Regions from separate parts of the Homo sapiens genome. Here region 2 is linked to region 1. A link is a loop called in an ENCODE intact Hi-C map of the cell type or tissue named here. Cell type or tissue: PC-9. All regions are shown on one strand.

The links. A loop is a pair of places that touch in the nucleus more often than their neighbours do. Peaks named below come from ENCODE experiments on the same cell type or tissue, not always from the same donor. Only the 100,000 strongest peaks of a DNase experiment are listed, where the experiment ranks them.
Region 2: a loop joins it to region 1, with 2.2 times the contacts of the local background. A loop is called at or near these places in 2 of 110 quality-filtered maps.

The regions. Positions count from the first base shown.
Region 1 is chr16:88,922,147-88,930,146 of GRCh38, forward strand. All of the region lies in intron 1 of CBFA2T3 (CBFA2/RUNX1 partner transcriptional co-repressor 3), which reads right to left. LOC105371409 (cadmium/zinc-transporting ATPase HMA2) reads left to right here and starts at 3,144. Exons shown (of 2, transcript XR_005647007.2): 1 at 3,144-3,875; 2 at 4,979-8,000. RefSeq lists enhancers at 839-1,746, 1,747-2,655, 2,656-3,563, 4,473-5,379. In PC-9, a CTCF peak has its summit at 3,286 (motif pointing right); DNase peaks (open chromatin) are centred at 3,275, 4,425 and 5,065; H3K4me3 peaks cover 1,741 bases.
Region 2 is chr16:89,051,595-89,059,594 of GRCh38, forward strand. No RefSeq gene overlaps it. Among named protein-coding and RNA genes, the nearest start is that of ACSF3, 38 kb to the right of the region's middle. In PC-9, no CTCF peak of the experiment used is centred here; no DNase peak of the experiment used is centred here; H3K27me3 peaks cover 4,593 bases.

The DNA of each region.
Region 1 (8,000 bases):
TGGGGGTACTTCCGGTCTAAGGGCATCTGAGGGTCTTCACCCAAGAGGGTACCCCATGCCTCCCTGGAAAACAGCCCCCACAGAAACTGTTCTCACCCTAGGTTTCTGCAGTCTAAGGATGCGGAGATGGCCAGACCTGGCTGGGCTCTCAGAGCCGGTCTAGCCAGAGTAAAAGTCCTGTCCAGCAGCAGGGCCTAGGATCCTCCCCGGGAAGACTGCTGCTGCCTTAGCAGGATTGAGGGGGCCGAGGGCTTCGGTGCACTCACCATGTCTGCCCCGGGCACCAGCGTGGGCGCAGTGGGAAGGGGCTGTATGGGCCTGGAGCATTAGATCCTGTCTGCCCTTTGCAGCACAGAGGAGGCAGGACCTGAGTCCCAGGGCCTGGCCATGCTGATGCCCGGGGCAGACATTCTGCAAGCAGTCTGCCTCTCCTATCCCACGCCAGGGCTATGCTTGAGGCCTTCCCGAGGGCGGGGTCAAGAATGCACCAATGCCCGGGACAGCAGCCAACCCACGCCTGTTCCTGGGCAAATCCCGCCTACAGGCCGGGTCCCAGCTTGCAGCCGTCGGAGGGTGGTGGACGGCCCCTTCCTGGAATCCCATCCCGACCTCGGAGACGGTGACACCACTGTTCCCGTGGCACAGGCTTTGCCCCTGCGTGGTTTCACATGGCCAACAAAATACTAACTCATTTAACCTCGGCAGCACCCCCACCCAGGAGGCTGTTCTGTTATATAATCACGATGAAAACATAAACCTCTCACTCTTCCCACCGTACAGATGGGGCAGCAAAGGCCCAGAGAGGAAGGAACTGCTCAAGGTGCACAGCGGACGGACAGAGCTGGGACCCGACCAGCTCTACACGGCTCTTTACAGGCCCCCAGCGCCCTCACCTAGCGCACCCCAGCTGCCTGCTCCCACCAGGTCCCTCCAAATACCCCACGTCTCCCCAATTCGCCAAATGTGGAGGGAGAGACGCGGGGGAGTTTGTGATGTGCTGAGATGGCACAGCAGGTTGGCGAGCTGGGAGCACAGCTTTGGGGTTTGAAGTCAGCGTCCACTGGTGTGGGCGAGTCCCCTGGCCTTGCTGGGCCTCAGCGTTCTCCCTGTGAAACGGGGGGGACCCGCACCCCCTCCTCATCGCACAGAGGAGGTGAGGATTCGGCGCTTCTGCCCACTGCCCCCTGCCTGCCTCCTTTTCCAGGCAGGCCACCAGGCTGAGCTGCTAGTTGCCTTGAGGTTTCCTGAGCTGCCAGGGACTTGCACAGAGACCTCAAGCTGAGTGGGGGCCTCTCAGACCTTTGGCCACCCATGTTACCCGCCACATCCACTGCCACCAGAAGGGCTGTTTGTTTGGGGCCTTTGAGACAATTTCAGCAACAAATGCACTTCCTGCTGTGTGAGCTGGGGAGCAACTGAGCCGTGAGGGGGCAGCTGGGGAGCAGCTGGGTTGTGAAGGGGCTGCAGGCTCTGCACAGCCCAGTCCTGGCGCGCAGCACAGCTCGGGGAGGGAGGCCAAGCTGCGCATCCTCCGCAACCCGGCTCACACATGTCGCTCCTGCTGTCAGGGTGGGAAGGCTCCGACATGGAGGTCGGCTTTGGAACTCGGGCTCTGGGCTCCTGGGCTGGACACCGGCACCGTCTAGGTTGGGGAGGCTCTGGGAAAGACCAGAATGCCGAACCCACCCCCGAGGACCGTCCTCTCTCAAAGGTGGGGCCGGGGGAGGAGCCCAGTCAAAGGTGAGAGGCCAGGCTCACTGGCCAGGACTTTGGAGCATAGATCACCACAGTGCAAGGACCACGAAGACCCTGGGATCTCATGCTGAGGGTGCACAGCCCGGCAAGGGTGCACAGCGACCCAGCCATGGTTACAGCAAAGACCGCGGGTGGAGGTGGGGGCGTGGTCAGGCAAGGTCACAGCAACCCAGCCAGGGCTAAAGCAAGGAGCCAGGGTGGGAGGGCCGCGCCTGCTGGGCTAAAGCAAGGACCCCTGCGGTGGGGCGGGGCAGGTGGTGGTCATGTCTACCCTGGAGGGGCTACACCTGCTGGGCTGAGTCCCAGTGAGCCTGAGTGAAGATCTGCCCTCTCTGGGCCCCGCCTTCCTTGCTATTCCCTGGGAGCTGCAACGGCTGTGCTGACGTGGGGCACACTGCGTGCCTTCAGGACCGCTCCAGTCGCCCTGCACAAGCTCCGCCCTGGCCCTGCCTCCCTGGGGCCGCCGACCACAAGGAGGCTAGACTCTGCTGAGACAAAAGGAGAGGGACCCGGGGTCCAGGAAGGTGGGGAACGAGGCTCTCGGGGGCGATGGCTGGGATGGCCTTGGAGACGGGTCCAGCAATGGGCAGACACAGGCCAGGGGGAGAAGAGCGGGCGGAGGGCCCAGTGGTGGCTGCGGGGGCCACCAGGGCAGCTCTCGGTGCTGTGTCGTGGGGCCTCGAAGCAGCTGGAAGCAGGGAGTGGCCCCTGCAAGGCAGCACAGGACAAGCCTTGTGGCTCCCAGAGGCAGAGCCCCATGGCCGGGAGCATGAGGTCACTCTCGTCAGACAGCCTCTGCTGCCCAGATGCAGATGGTCTCACCCATTGCCCCAGCTGGCCGGACGCGGCGGGGACAGCCAGGCACTGGGGGCCAAGCAGGTGCAGGAAACCACCTGTTGAATTTAGACCCAATCAGGGGCTGTGAAGGCGAGTCCTGCCCACAGCTTCGGGCTGATGGAGGCCGCTGCCACCGCCTCCCACCTCACTGAGTGCTCTCTCCACCAAGGCCACAGAGCCACACTCCCCGCCACCACGTGTGGGTGCAGACAGTGAAAACTGAGGGACGGCCCTGAAGAAATTACAAGCCACCGGTCACCGTGGCCAAGCCCAGGGCTTGCTGTGTCTGCGAGGGGTCTCAGCTCTGCACCAGCCCAAGGGGGAAGCAGTGGAGAGAGAGGGACCCGCCCGGAATCACACAGCAACGGCCTCGTCCTGGACACCGAGCTCGCTGACCCTGGGGCAGCAGGCCATGTCCGCAGTGGGCAGAGGGCCGGGTTCCAGCCCTGCCCGGATTGGTCCTCTCCCAGCCCCCGGCCTTGGGAAGGTGCCAGGCAGGCAGATGGGCCGGGCTTGGGCACGGTGCAGCCGCAGCCGTGGTGGCAGCTGCTCGGGGGAGACCCACAAGGGGCCTGCTCTGCTGCTCCCTCCTGAGCGGTGCCTTCCGGGTACCCTGACTCATCCACCAGGCGCTCTCATGCAGCCTCCAGGAGATCTGCAGGGGGCCAGGGGGTGGTGCTGCTGAGTCAAAACAGCCCCCAGGGAATATTCTGCAGGGGAGGGAGGCCCTTCCTGTGCCAGGCAGCCAGAGACCTGCTCCGAGTGCCCTGCGCTGCTCTCATCCCAGCAGAAGGACGACTCTGAGGGTGGCAGGCGGGACAGGCAGTCACTTTGCAGTGGCAGACACAGGCTCAGAGAGGCTCCAGGCCTGCCTGAGGCCACCTGGATGACTCTGAATGCTGCTTCTCCCTCCAGGGCACCAGGGTAACCGGAGGCTTCTAGTTTCTTCAGGGGCCGTCCCTCAGCCTTCACTGTCTGCCCGACTGCCCGCCGGGAGCCCCTGCGTGTGTGGAGATGGCAATGTGCTTTCCCGGGGGCTCAGAGCTGCTCCTGCTCCCCGGCGACGGGCTTTTCCAGGCTGCGGCATAGGGAGCCCCGGTACCAAGGACATGGGTGGCACTGCGGAGTCGGTGCCATCCTCTCTACGCCAGACGCCATGTGAACGTTTTTACGATGATTTTTAAAAGAGAGGCTGAGAAGGACCAGGACCAGAAAGACACGGCTGTCCTGTCTCCCACAGGCTGCAGCCTCGAACTGGCACCATCTCTTCTGCCCCCTGGAAGGTCAGCTCCGTGAGACGGGGGAGGCCCCCGTGAATTGTGCAGGGAGCACTTGGTGGGCGCTGGGCGGTCTCACGTTCCCCACCTGTGAAAGGGGGTTAATCCCACTGTGATGGGGCCAGTGAGCGAATTCCCAGGAGGGCAGAGCAGAGCCGCAGCCGGGGGTACAACTGGCTTCTGGGGCCGGGCTGCCGCCTCCAAGAGCCTAACCTTGTTCCCAGAGGCGAGGAGTGAATCTGGGTTCCGTGCAGGGAGTTCCAGCACCTAAAAGGTGTGACAAATTCCTCCTCCAATGTCCAGCTGGACAAACCTCCTCAATCCACCACTGAAGGCCCCCCAAGCGCTCCGAGGGACCTGGCGTGCTATGGGCTGGGGGGCGTCTGTCCCAGCCTCGTCTCCAAAATGTCGGTGTCTGCTCAGCCCTGTGCTGTGGTTTTCAGGGGTCGAGGCTGAGCGACCTCTCTTTCTATCTCTCCTGCTCGGGGCCAGTCACCAGGCCGGAGTCTCAGGGCTGTGACACAGAGGTTTGTCATGCGTCACACCAGGTGGCCCTGGGTCAGCCAACGAGCTTTGTGTCAGGACAGCGTGGGTGAGCGCTGCCCCCACTGCATGGCTGCAGGGAGGCCCGAGGGCAGGATCTTCCCAAGGGACAAGCTGGCCATGGTCCCGTGCGTGCCAGGGTGGGGCCTGCTGAGCCTCAGTTTCCTCGGCTGTAAGACGGGACGGAGGTGTTCACAGTGGGGGTTGCTGGGAATTCCTCCTCTGGATTGGGCTGGTGCCTCGGTGCACCGTGGGCTCCCAGGAGCTCACAAGGCCTTCCGTGCCTGTCCCTTGTGCCCCACCTCACAGCGAGGTCCTTGCAGCAGCAGGGCAGCCCCGTCCGGCCCCCGCTGCCTCCCTGCCCTCATCTCCTTTCTCTGAGACAAGGCTCCTCACTGGTCCTGGAGGTGGCGGCACACTCCTGCCTCGGGCCTGGCACGCGTGGTCCTTCCCTCCTCCCGCAGCTAAGTTCCACGTCCCTTTACCAGAGAAGCCAGTGTCAACCCCCACGGCCCTTGGTGGGGCAACATCATCGCTGCTCCCTTCCTTCACTCTGTCTCTGCCAGACGGAGCAGCAGCCCCGGGCGTACAGCAGGCACCAATCACTATTTGTCGAGGGAATGAACGGGCACCGCCTAACGAGTTGGGTCAGATGGAGGCGTGGCTCAGAGATGTCAGCGTCAAGGCCAGGTCGACGTGACAAGCCGGGTCCCGCCCTGCCCTCGGGTGCATGGACTTCCCCAGGCAGCACTGATGCCCCCGCTGAGGTGAGGCCGCTGGGCCCCATCTGTGGGGAGAGGCAGCTGGAAACTGGGGGCCCCAGATCCTCCTCGAGCCAGATCCTGACCCCAGACCCAGCCTGTTTTCTGGGTGTCTGAATCCTGCCGGGGTGGAGGAGGGGCTGGGGAAGAGGTGGGTCCACCTGTTCTCCTCCAGGGACCTCCCTGCAACCCTTCATGAGGTCAGAGCTGGGCATCCAGGGAGACAGCGACCCTGGCCATGGGGGCCACGCCACCCAGGTACCAGCCTGGCATGCAGCCTGCAGGTGATAATCTCCGGGCTGCTCTGGGGCTAGGCTGCAGCTGTAGGGGGGTTCAGCTGTCACAGAGGGAGCCGGGGAAGCCAGCACTGCCTGGGATGATCCCCCTTCCGCCTCCTCCTCCCCAGGCCCCGGAGGCCCAGCTGGCCGTCCGCCCGTGCGGACACCCGGGAGCCAACACTGACCCGAAGACAGGTCAGCCAGACTTCCCACCTGCTCCCTCAGGAGGTGGGATCCGGTCCCCTCCTGCTGGGCTGCACGGGCCACGATGGAAAGGCGCCTCGTGACACGCTGCGGTCAGCTCAGAAAAGCCGCAGATGCTGACACGGGCAACCCTGCCCAGTGTGGGGCGTCCTCTGAAGTGGGAGCCGCAGGGAGGGCCTCACGGAGGCCTCTGTCCACAGGCAGCGGCTCCCGGCACCCACCGCTGCTGACCGAGCCCCTGGCACCCCCAAGCCGAGCCTTTGAACCCCAGCAGGGAAGGCCACCTGGCCGAGACCCTGGCCACCACGGGGCCATCACTGTCCCACGGGGCTCTGTTCCGACTCCTTGGCCCGAGGGTCTCTGAGCACCACCAGGGTTGCCTCACGCCTCTGAGTTTGGGGTGGTTTGTTCGGCAGCACTGGGGCCCGGGGCAGCTTCTTGCCCGGCGTGTGGCACAGCTGTCCTTGTTGGGGGCGTTTCTGGGATCCTGTGGTTTCGGGGACGCTCCCCTACTCCCTGGCCTTGGGGGCCGATGACCAGGTGGAGCGGGCCCGGTCTGTGAGGGAGTCACAACGCCAGGTCACTCCAAGCTGCCTCTGTGGCCACACGTCCAGCTGCCCCCACACAGGCGAGACCCATGATCAAGCCCCAGGGCTGGAAAGCAGACACAGGGGATGTATTTGTTTGTGGAATCAAATACGACGGCAGCTTGCAGGCAGCCCAGCCGCTGTGCAAACAACCCTCTTCCAGCACCCAGTGAGGGCGTCCCTGAAGCAGCCGGCGACCCCGGGCGCTGTCACCCGCCAGGTGGGGTATGGGGACCGTCCCTCAGGCAAGACAGGGTGCCTGTGTACTGAGCGCCTCGTGTGTCAGGTGCAGGTGCAGACAGGCAAAAGTCCTGCCCCACGGAGCTGACCTCGGACGGGAGCCCAGGAACACTGTGCAAACGTACGAGACCGAGGCTGGGAGGTGTGGTGGTTGGGAGAGGCACGGGTGGGTGACTGGATGGCCACTGAAAAGGTGCCATCTGAGCAAGGCCTGAAGGAGGGCAGCTGGGAGCCACGCAGGCGTCGGGGGGAGCATTCCAGGCACTGGGGCCAGCAGCGCAAAGGCCCTGAACTGCAGCCAGGCACGGTGGGCCAGCAGCAAGGCGGAGCAGAGTGGGTGGTGGAAGGGAGGGGAGTTTGTGTGGTCTTGGAGGCCCCACGAGGACCTCGGCTCCGTTCCTGGAGAGCTGTGACTGGCCTTTAATGGGTTCCATCTGGCTGCCGAGTGCAAAATAGACCTGGGATGGGGGTCAGGGGTAGAAGCAAAGAAACCAGGTACAGAATCTGGCACAAGTCACGCGGTCAGAGAGCAGGTGCTGGAGAGATCCCATAACTGTTTGTGGAATCAAACAGGACAGCAGCTTGCAGGCAGTCTGGCTGCCGCTGTGCAAACAACCCAGGGCGCCCCTGAACCAGCCCGTGACCTCAGGCAAACGGCATCCATCACCGGGGCCGGCACACCATCGCCTGTGAGAGGCGTGGTGAGGGCTGCTCCCACGGGCCTGCGGGAGGACCCGGTGACAGCAAGGCCAAGCCCCCTGCCCACCAGGACAGTGGCTTTTCTTGATAATTTATCCCTTGAAACCCCGTGGACAATTAAACCCAGAGTTACCAGGTGAGCCAGGGATTCTACTCCTAGGAATCCAACCAAGAGAAATGAAGACATTCATCCACACAAAAGCTACCGATACCCACAGCTGCATGGTCCACGCAAAAGCTACCAATACCCACATCTGCATCACCCACGCAAAAGTCACCAATACCCACATCTGCATCATCCACGCAAAAACTACCAATACCCACAGCTGCGTGGTCCACGCAAAAACTACCAATACCCACAGCTGCGTGGTCCACGCAAAAACTACCAATACCCACAGCTGCGTGGTCCACGCAAAAGCTACCAATACCCACAGCTGCATGGTCCACGCAAAAGCTACCAATACCCACAGCTGCATGGTCCACACAAAAGCTACCAATACCCACAGCTGCATCATCCACGCAAAAGCTACCCATGCCCACAGCTGCATCATCCACGCAAAAGTCACCAATACCCACAGCTGCATCGTCCACGCAAAAGCTACCAATACCCACAGCTGCATGGTCCACGTAAAAGCTACCAATACCCAGAGCCGCATGGTCCACGCAAAAGCTACCAATACCCACAGCTGCATCATCCACGCAAAAGTCACCAATACCCACAGCTGCATCGTCCACGCAAAAGCTACCAATACCCACAGCTGCATGGTCCACGTAAAAGCTACCAATACCCAGAGCTGCATGGTCCACGTAAAAGCTACC
Region 2 (8,000 bases), 130 kb after region 1:
GGCATGGGTCTGGTGCCAGCCTCTGCCAGCTGATGCTGTGGCTGGCAGCCTCTGCCATCCTGCTCGCCATGGATCACGCTGAGGGGCCACAGCCAGACGCCGGGACTAACACCCCCAGCCCTGCCAGCTCCACGCTGGCCCACCTGGGTGTCACCCACCTTTCTGCAGGTGAAAATCCCCTCTCCCACGGCCCCCAGCTCTTTCTGCCCAGCCTGTAATTGCTGGGAAGGGCAGCAGGACTTTGCCTTGGAGCTGCTGGGGAGTCCCTCACCTCGGGCTCCTTCCCACCCTCAGCAGCTGGGCTTGCTGCACCGTCACCCGCACTCCTGCTACCACACGTTTGGCGTCTGTCCCATCGTTCCGCACAGGCTCTGAGGCACCAAGCCAGGCTGGGAGCAAGAGGTGGGGCGGGGGCTCCGGGAAGACGAGAGGGAAGGCAGACGCACTCCCCTAGGAGCCCTGGGCCCCAAGATACAGCCCTGCAGCCCACGCATGGGGACAGCGACCAACATTTGGGGACCATCTGGGGGACTATACGGAACTGGGCAGAGGAGACCTGGCCCTGGGGGCCCACAGGGCATCAGGCGGAGGTGATGTGGCCGACCCCATGCTGGCCCCACCGAGCCCACCCAACCGAGCTCCCTGGAGGACGAAGGGCCAAGCACAGCTGGAAACAGGCCCCAGGGCGACGCTGGGGAAGCCGAGAGGAGCCGTCCTCTACCAGGCTGGCCCAGAACCCTGCGGGATTCAGCCCTCCCTGATGCTGCCACGCCCTGCAACCCAGAGCCAGGCCAAGATCCGGCCCCGGCCTCTGGCACCCGACGCAGATGCCAGGCGCCCACACCCCGCGAGCCCGCACGCTTTACCTGCGCTGCTGCTGCCAGGATCCACCTGCCCCAGCCGGCCCTCCCTGGCACCTCTGCCAACTGCTGCCGCCTCCCGCCACGGCTGCCAGCGATCGCGGTGGGTTTTGTGGATAGGCGTTTGGCCCCCTGCAGCCGCTGGCATACGTCGGTGGCACGCGTCCATCCTCACCGCAAGCTGCCCGCACCTTCCTCCTCCCCGTGCCTCCGGAGTCCCCAGTGCCAGCTCGGAGGGGAGTTGGCACGGATGGAGGCTGGCCAGCGTCTCGCGGCTGAGTATAGGCACGCTTCTTTTTTTTTTTTTTTTGTATTTTAAACACACACACATATTCTCACACGCACACACGCCAAGCCCCCACCCCTGGCAACACACATCCCTCCTGTCAGGAGCAGACATAGCCAAGAAAGCCCAGAGCAGGCGGGGGCAGAGAGAAGGGGCTTCGCCGAACGGAGGAACCTCAGCCCGCAGCTCTGTCCCTGCCCGTCCCCATTGCTCTCCCTCTTACGTAAACCACCAGGAAGAAGAAGAGGAAACACGGATCCACGTCACATCGAGGAGCCTCCTGATTGGGCGTACCTTCCCCTGCCAGGTCCCCTGGGACACACGCCAGCCCCGGCCACCCTGTCCCCTGCCCAGCCCCCCGCCTCCCCCAACGGTCTGCCACGGTGACCACACCCAGCTCCCTGCGTTTCTTCTCTTGAAAGGCGTTTATTCATCGAGTGCCAACCCTGGCTCCTGTGCGGACACGGCGGCTGGCAAGACAGCAGGGCTGGCCGAGAGTCTGGCGGGATGACCCCGGGGGTTGTTGCCTGCCATGGGCACAGTCCGGGAGTCCTGACCTACGTCTGAGGGCCAGAGGGCATCCCAACTGGACGTGAAAGGCCAGCCTCAGGCTGAGGACGGGGTGGAACAGAGCCTCGGCCAGGCTCCTGCTAGAGAGCGGTTGCCGGCACTTGCTCTGTGCTGACCCCGCTGTCTCTGTCGCCTCCCTTGCTTGAAGAGCCCCATGTTGGTTATGCATGACCTCTGACCCTGGAGACGCAGGTGACAACTCCCGGGCATCGGGGAGACGAGGTGTTGGGGACAGAGCCGGCGGTCATAGCCTCCAGCTCCTCTTCCTGCATGGAGTGACCTGGCGCCGCGAGGTGGAGCTGGTGTCCGAGCCCTGAGGATGAGGCTGCTCCCTCCGCAAGGTGGGCGAGGAGCCAGGAAGAGCCAAGGGAGTGGCCACCCTGCCCTGACGGCCACCAACGGCCACCACGTCACCCTAGAAGACAACCCAAGCCCGTCTCCCCACACCTCGCGGATGGTGCAGTGCAGAGAGAAGGCCGGGCGGGTGCTGGGGGGCCCATCTCCCCGAGCCTTGCAAATAGTGCAGTGCAGGGAGAAGGCCGGGCGGGTGCTGGGGGGCCCGTCTCCCTGTGACTCGTGGACGGTGCGGTGCAGGGAGAAGGGCGGGCAGGTGCTGGAGGACTGAGTGAGGCCCCTCCAGGATGGCTCCCTGCCCCTCCATGCGCTGGGTCCTCGGGCCAGGACAGGTTGCATCTGGGTCACCAGCCCCCTCACACCCGCTCGCCTGAAGGCGGCCGACCCTGGCCACTGGTCGCCTGGTGGCAGAAGCCTCTTCTGGGCATTTTCAGGCACCGCAATGCTCTTCACAGCGTTAACTTTTTTTTTATCCAACCAAGGACAACCTCAGCTTCAGAAAGCCCTGGAATGCCCCACAATGGACAAGCAAGGAACACCCTCCGGGACGGACCGCGAGACTCGGCCCTGAGATGCCTCAATACCCTGGACACCCCAGAACCTCAGATTGCGTGGCTGGGGCTCCTGCGGCCACCCTGCTCCCCAGAACCTCGTCGTCTTCCCGGTGCCCTGCGGCAGGAACACAGGGCTGGAGCCGACCCCCAGGGCATGGCTGGGAGCTGCGGGAGTGAACGGGGAGTTAACCCCCAGGGCATGGCTGGGAGCTGCGGGAGTGAACGGGGAGCTGCCTGTGGCATCTGCCCTGTGGCTGTCACTCCCCTCACCTGTTCCCAGCCCGTGTCTGACAGGTCCCACCCTGGGCCCTGCCCCATCCCGCCCTCGAGGCCACGCCCCCTCTGTGCCACCCAGGCTGCTCCTGGTCACAGTTTGCATTTAGGCTGCAACCTCTGACCTCAGGCCCCTGGGTCTTCCTCTGCATTGGGCATTCCCAGGCCCCAGGCTGGAGGAGGCTCTGGGAGGTACGGCCTAACCCTGGGATTGGGGAGGTCAGGGGCCTGGGCTACTCAGCTGACCTTGTGGCCTTGCCCTGGAACCCGGCCCCTGCTGCCTCCCTGGGTTCACTCTGTTCCACCACACGGGCCTTCTTGCTGCCCCTGAAATGTTCTGGGAGCTCCTCCGCCGAAGCCCTGGCTGTTCCCTCAGCCTGGACGCTCCTCCTGCATGTCCCGGAGGTGGCTCTGTGGCCCGCTGTGGCTACCCAGCAGGACCTGAGGTCTGAGGCCCACTGTGACCGCTGCAGGTGCATGTGATGTGAGGCGCAGGAGCTGGGAGAAGGGCAAAGCCCACCTTCCTCTGCAGCTGCTGCCTGTTCTCAGCTCATCTGGAAGAGAAGGGAAGGTTCAGAGTGCGGGGCCGCTCAGTGGGAATCAGCACAGACCTGCCAAGCACCCTCGTGGCGCTGACCTTTCCTTTAACCTCCCGGGTGCCTGGGCGCGTCCTGCTAAAATGAAACGAAGAGCAGATGTGAACTCGGGACAATGAACCACCAGCGTGTCCAGCTGTGGGGCTGGGACCCCTTCAGGATGCGATCAGATCAAGGCAGGCAGAAGGGCCGTTCCCGCAGCCACAGTCCGACTACAGAGTGACACCATGGGCTGGAGTGACCGCCGGGGAGGGACGGAGCCTGGAACCATCAGTGCCTGGCCTCCCCCAACCCTGTGTGGGCAGCTGCTGGTGTTCAGCCCCCACCCTGCCAGCCCCCACCTGGGCTCCACCCATCACCCCGACAGATGGGCTGAGTCAGGGGACCCCCATCGAGAGTCAGCACCCTGCTGCCGGCAGGTCGCACACCTCCGTCACGGGGCACCACTGGCAGGGTCTCAGGAGCCCCGACACCTTCCGAGGCCTCTCGGGGTCAGCACCTCCCCAGCCAGGGCCTCCAGTTCCCCGAGCGGGTGCCACCAGGCTGCTACCCCTGGAAGAGAGGCATCTCCTGATGGCTGTAGAAGGGGCCCCTCTCCTGGGCTCACGGCTCTGTGGGCCTCCCTGCCCGGGCTCATGCAGGGCACCTGGCCTCCTGGAGCTGGGAGCAGAGGCTGAGCCCGTCCTGGGGTTCTTGCTGGTCCCACACGTGCAGAGATGTGCAGACAACAGGCTCAGCTTCGCACGTCTGTACCTCAGCTTCCTGAGTAGGATGTGAGGGCTCAGTGAACCCCCAGATTCAAACATCAGGGCCAGTGCCACAGCCAAAGCCCCATCCCCAGAGCAGGTTAAATGTCACTGTACAGCCATGTGCGGTGGCCGGGTCCGGGTGCTCTGGCTGTGATGTTGCGTGCCCCGCCTGTGTGTGTGCGTGAGCGTGGGTGGACTTCCAAGTGTGTGCAGAGTCACATGCGGGTGATCCTAGGCGTGCATCCGCCTGTGAGCACGTGGGAGAGTGCGCCACCCGTGTGTGTGGTCCGTGAGCATCCACCAGGTGCATACACACCACGAGCCACTGTGAGCATGCAGGGTTGCGTGTGTGCCCATGAGCCTCCATGAATGTGCAGGAATGCATGTGTGTCTAGGCGTGTGTGTCCGTGTGCACCTGTTTATGTGACCGTGCTGCAGTAGGTGCTGGTAGGCAGGAACCCAAAACCTGCAACAGCCCTGCCTGGCAATGTTCGTCCATTTCTGTGGTGTAAACTCTCCCACCAACTTCAAGCTATGACATGATGTAACTCAATTATGATGTGATGTCACTCAGTTTGGAGTGGGGAAGAGGGGAGCCCCATCGGCTCCCACAACCGGTTCAGGCGGCTCCAGCACCACTGGCCATGTGCACCTGCCTGCACACGTGTGTGACAGCATGAGTGTGATTGTCTTGCCCTGAGTCCCCACGTGGCACTGCTTGTCACTGTGGGCCTGGTGTGCGTGTCTCTGGGTGTGCCACGCTCAGTGCTGGGCACCCTCCATTCCATCAAGCCTCAGTGTCAGCCCCTAGGTGAGCCCTGGGGACCAGCGAATGGGTTCCTTCTGCTGGGAACTACCTGGTCACCCCACCCTGCTCCTCCACACGGCCATGGCAGCCAGCATCAGTGCAGAGCCAGGGTCCCATGGCCCACCCTGCAGACCCTCCTGGTGGCTGACAGTTAAGATTGGAGGGAGGCAGGGCACCCGGGTCAGCCCGGATAGCCAGCCTCGTTGGCAGCGGCCTTCCCGTCTTCAGTGAAGCGGGCCACGCTCAGGAAGAGAGTTCTCAGGCAATCGTGGGGTCCCAGGTGCCTTGGCCCTTGGCTGCACTGACAGCACTTTCCCAGCCATGCCCAGTGATGCTGGGGGCAGCCCTCTAGAGCCTCGGGTTCTCAGTGGCACCCCCAACACCTTGGATTCCACCTCATGAGGACAGCCTGTGCCTCAGAGCGACCACCACTCCTGCCTTAGTGCATTCAGGAATTGGGCCGACGGCAATGTCAGGACGTCCTCACAGGGCTGTGGGGCCAGCCAGCCCTGGGTTATCCGTTCTTCCCACCTCTCTGCAGGGCTGGGATTGGCTGTCCCACTTCACGCAGGAGGCAGCAGGCCCAGCGGGGAGAGGTCACTTGTCCAAGGCCTGGACTCTCATCTTGGGTTACCTCCACCAATCCCAGCTGTCCTCGAGGTCACCAGCCCCAGCGCCCACAAAGCACTCAGCAGTGCCAGCCCAAGAGAGAGTGGGCAAAGCCAGCTGGACACAGGAGCCCCTGCCCTCCTTCCTGTCCTCCTCCTCCCAGGTGGACGCGGGATCCCCTGTCCTCCTTCTGTCCTCCTCCCAAGTGGACGCGGGAGCCCCTGCCCTCCTTCCTGTCCTCCTCCTCCCAGGTGGACGCGGGATCCGCTGTCCTCCTTCCTGTCCTCCTCCCAGGTGAAATGTGGGAGCCCCTGTCCTCCTTCCTGTCCTCCTCCTCCCAGGTGGACACGGGATCCCCTGTCCTCCTTCCTGTCCTCCTCCCAGGTGAAATGTGGGAGCCCCTGTCCTCCTTCCTGTTCTCCTCCTCCCAGGTGGACGCGGGAGCCCCTGCCCTCCTTCCTGTCCTCCTCTCCTCCCCTTGAGATGTCTGCAGGACAGATGCAGGGTGGAGGGAGGGTGCCTGCCAGACCACTTGCTCAGCCTTGAGCTGGGGTGTGGACCACTGGGCATTGGTGAGAGGCAGAGAGGCGTGTGCCCAGCAGGGCCCTGCGGAGTCAGGATGAGAGAGTAGGGGAGGGGCCGAGCTCCTTCTACCCTGGGACGCCTCGTCCCACCGCCTCCTCCTGGACAGCTGCAGGACCTGGGCCTCTGGGAGCCTCCTTAGAGGGAGCCCAGGCCAGTCTGAGATGGTGCAGTCTGTACTGGGCCCTCCTGCCCCACCAGCCCTTCCTGCCTGTCTCCTCCACCAGGGCCTGGAGCCTCACGCCTGGGGTCAGTGGCACTGGCAACCCAAGCTGCCACCAAGCGCGAGCTGCTTCCAGTTCCACACACAGCAGAGGTGCTCACACCACAATCACCCTCAACAGCGCAGACGCTGCTGTGAGGAAACACTGAGGGATTGAGAGCCGCTGGTTTCGTCTGCAGTTAACCAGCGAGCCACTCGGTGCAGGCAGCAGGAGGGTCCCCACTGCCAGGCGGGGGTGACAGGAGCGCCCAGTTAACTTTAACCCGGGCTAACCACTGCCAGGGAGGTGCCAGGGCTGGGCTGGCCTGACTTGAGGGGTAGGGAAAGGCTGTCGTGTCTGGCGTCACCCCAGAGATGACCTGGACTGTCAGGGCTGTGTACTGATGGGGGTAGCCCCTCCCTGCCCCTGGGACCCAGGCCCCCAGGGGCTGTCTGTGTCACGGGATGGTTGGGCTCCAAGCCTGGGGCTGCAGGGTCAGAAGGAAGGCTGGGTTCCTGCCACTGGCAGAGGGGTCTGGGCCCCAAGGGCGGGCACATAGGGCACACCCCTTGACCCTCTGGAGCTCTCTTCTTCCACAGCTCGTGGGCCTCCTGGGTCCCTCCTGGCCCACAGGTCATCCAGGAGCATTGGTTCAGAAGCCTCTGCAGGCTCTTCCAGCCTGAGACGAGGCCTGGAGGCTGAGGCAGGAGCCCAGGAAGCAGCAAGAGGGGCCCCAGCTGTGTCCCTGAACCCTGGCAAAGATGGCCAAACTTTGCCTCCAGCCTCAGCCTCCCTGGGCAGCTCAGCCTCCACAGCAGGAAGACCATGGGAGAGTGGCCGGCGGCGGGGCAGTGGGGGGTGCCATTGGGGTGGTGGCAGGATGGTGGAGACAGGACCCACCCTTGACCTTCTGCCCATCAGTGGATGGATGAAGAAAGTGTGGCACACCCACGGTGGAGTACTATGCAGTCCTCAAAAAGGAGCAACACCATGGGCGAGCCTGGAGAACGTCACACTAAGTAAAATCAGCTGGGTGCAGAAAGACACACGCTACCCATCTCATGAATGTGTGGAATCTAAAAATGTCAATCCCCCTTAGGAGCTAAGAGCAGAGTGGTTGTGAGCTTGGGGTTAACCGTTCGGATTGAGAAGATAAAAGAAAATAAATAAAATAAAATTTATAAGGAAAGGCGAAGGACCTGGAATACTTAAAACAATCACCTAGCGCAGTGGCTCATGCCTGTAATCCCAGCACTTTAGGAGGCTGAGGCGGGCGGATCATGAGGTCAGGAGATCGAGACCATCCTGGCCAACATGGTGAAACCCCGTCTCTACTAAGAATACAAAAATTAGTCGGGTGTGGTGGCGGGCGCCTGTAATCCCAGCTACTGTGGAGGGTGCGGTAGGAGAATCGCTTGAACCCAGGAGGCGGAGGTTGCAGTGAGCCAAGATCGCACCACTGCACTCCAGCCTGGGCAACAGAGCAAGACTCCGTCTCGGAAAAAAAAAAAAAAAAAAATCTTGGCCAGGTGCGGTGGCTGATGCCTGTAATCCTA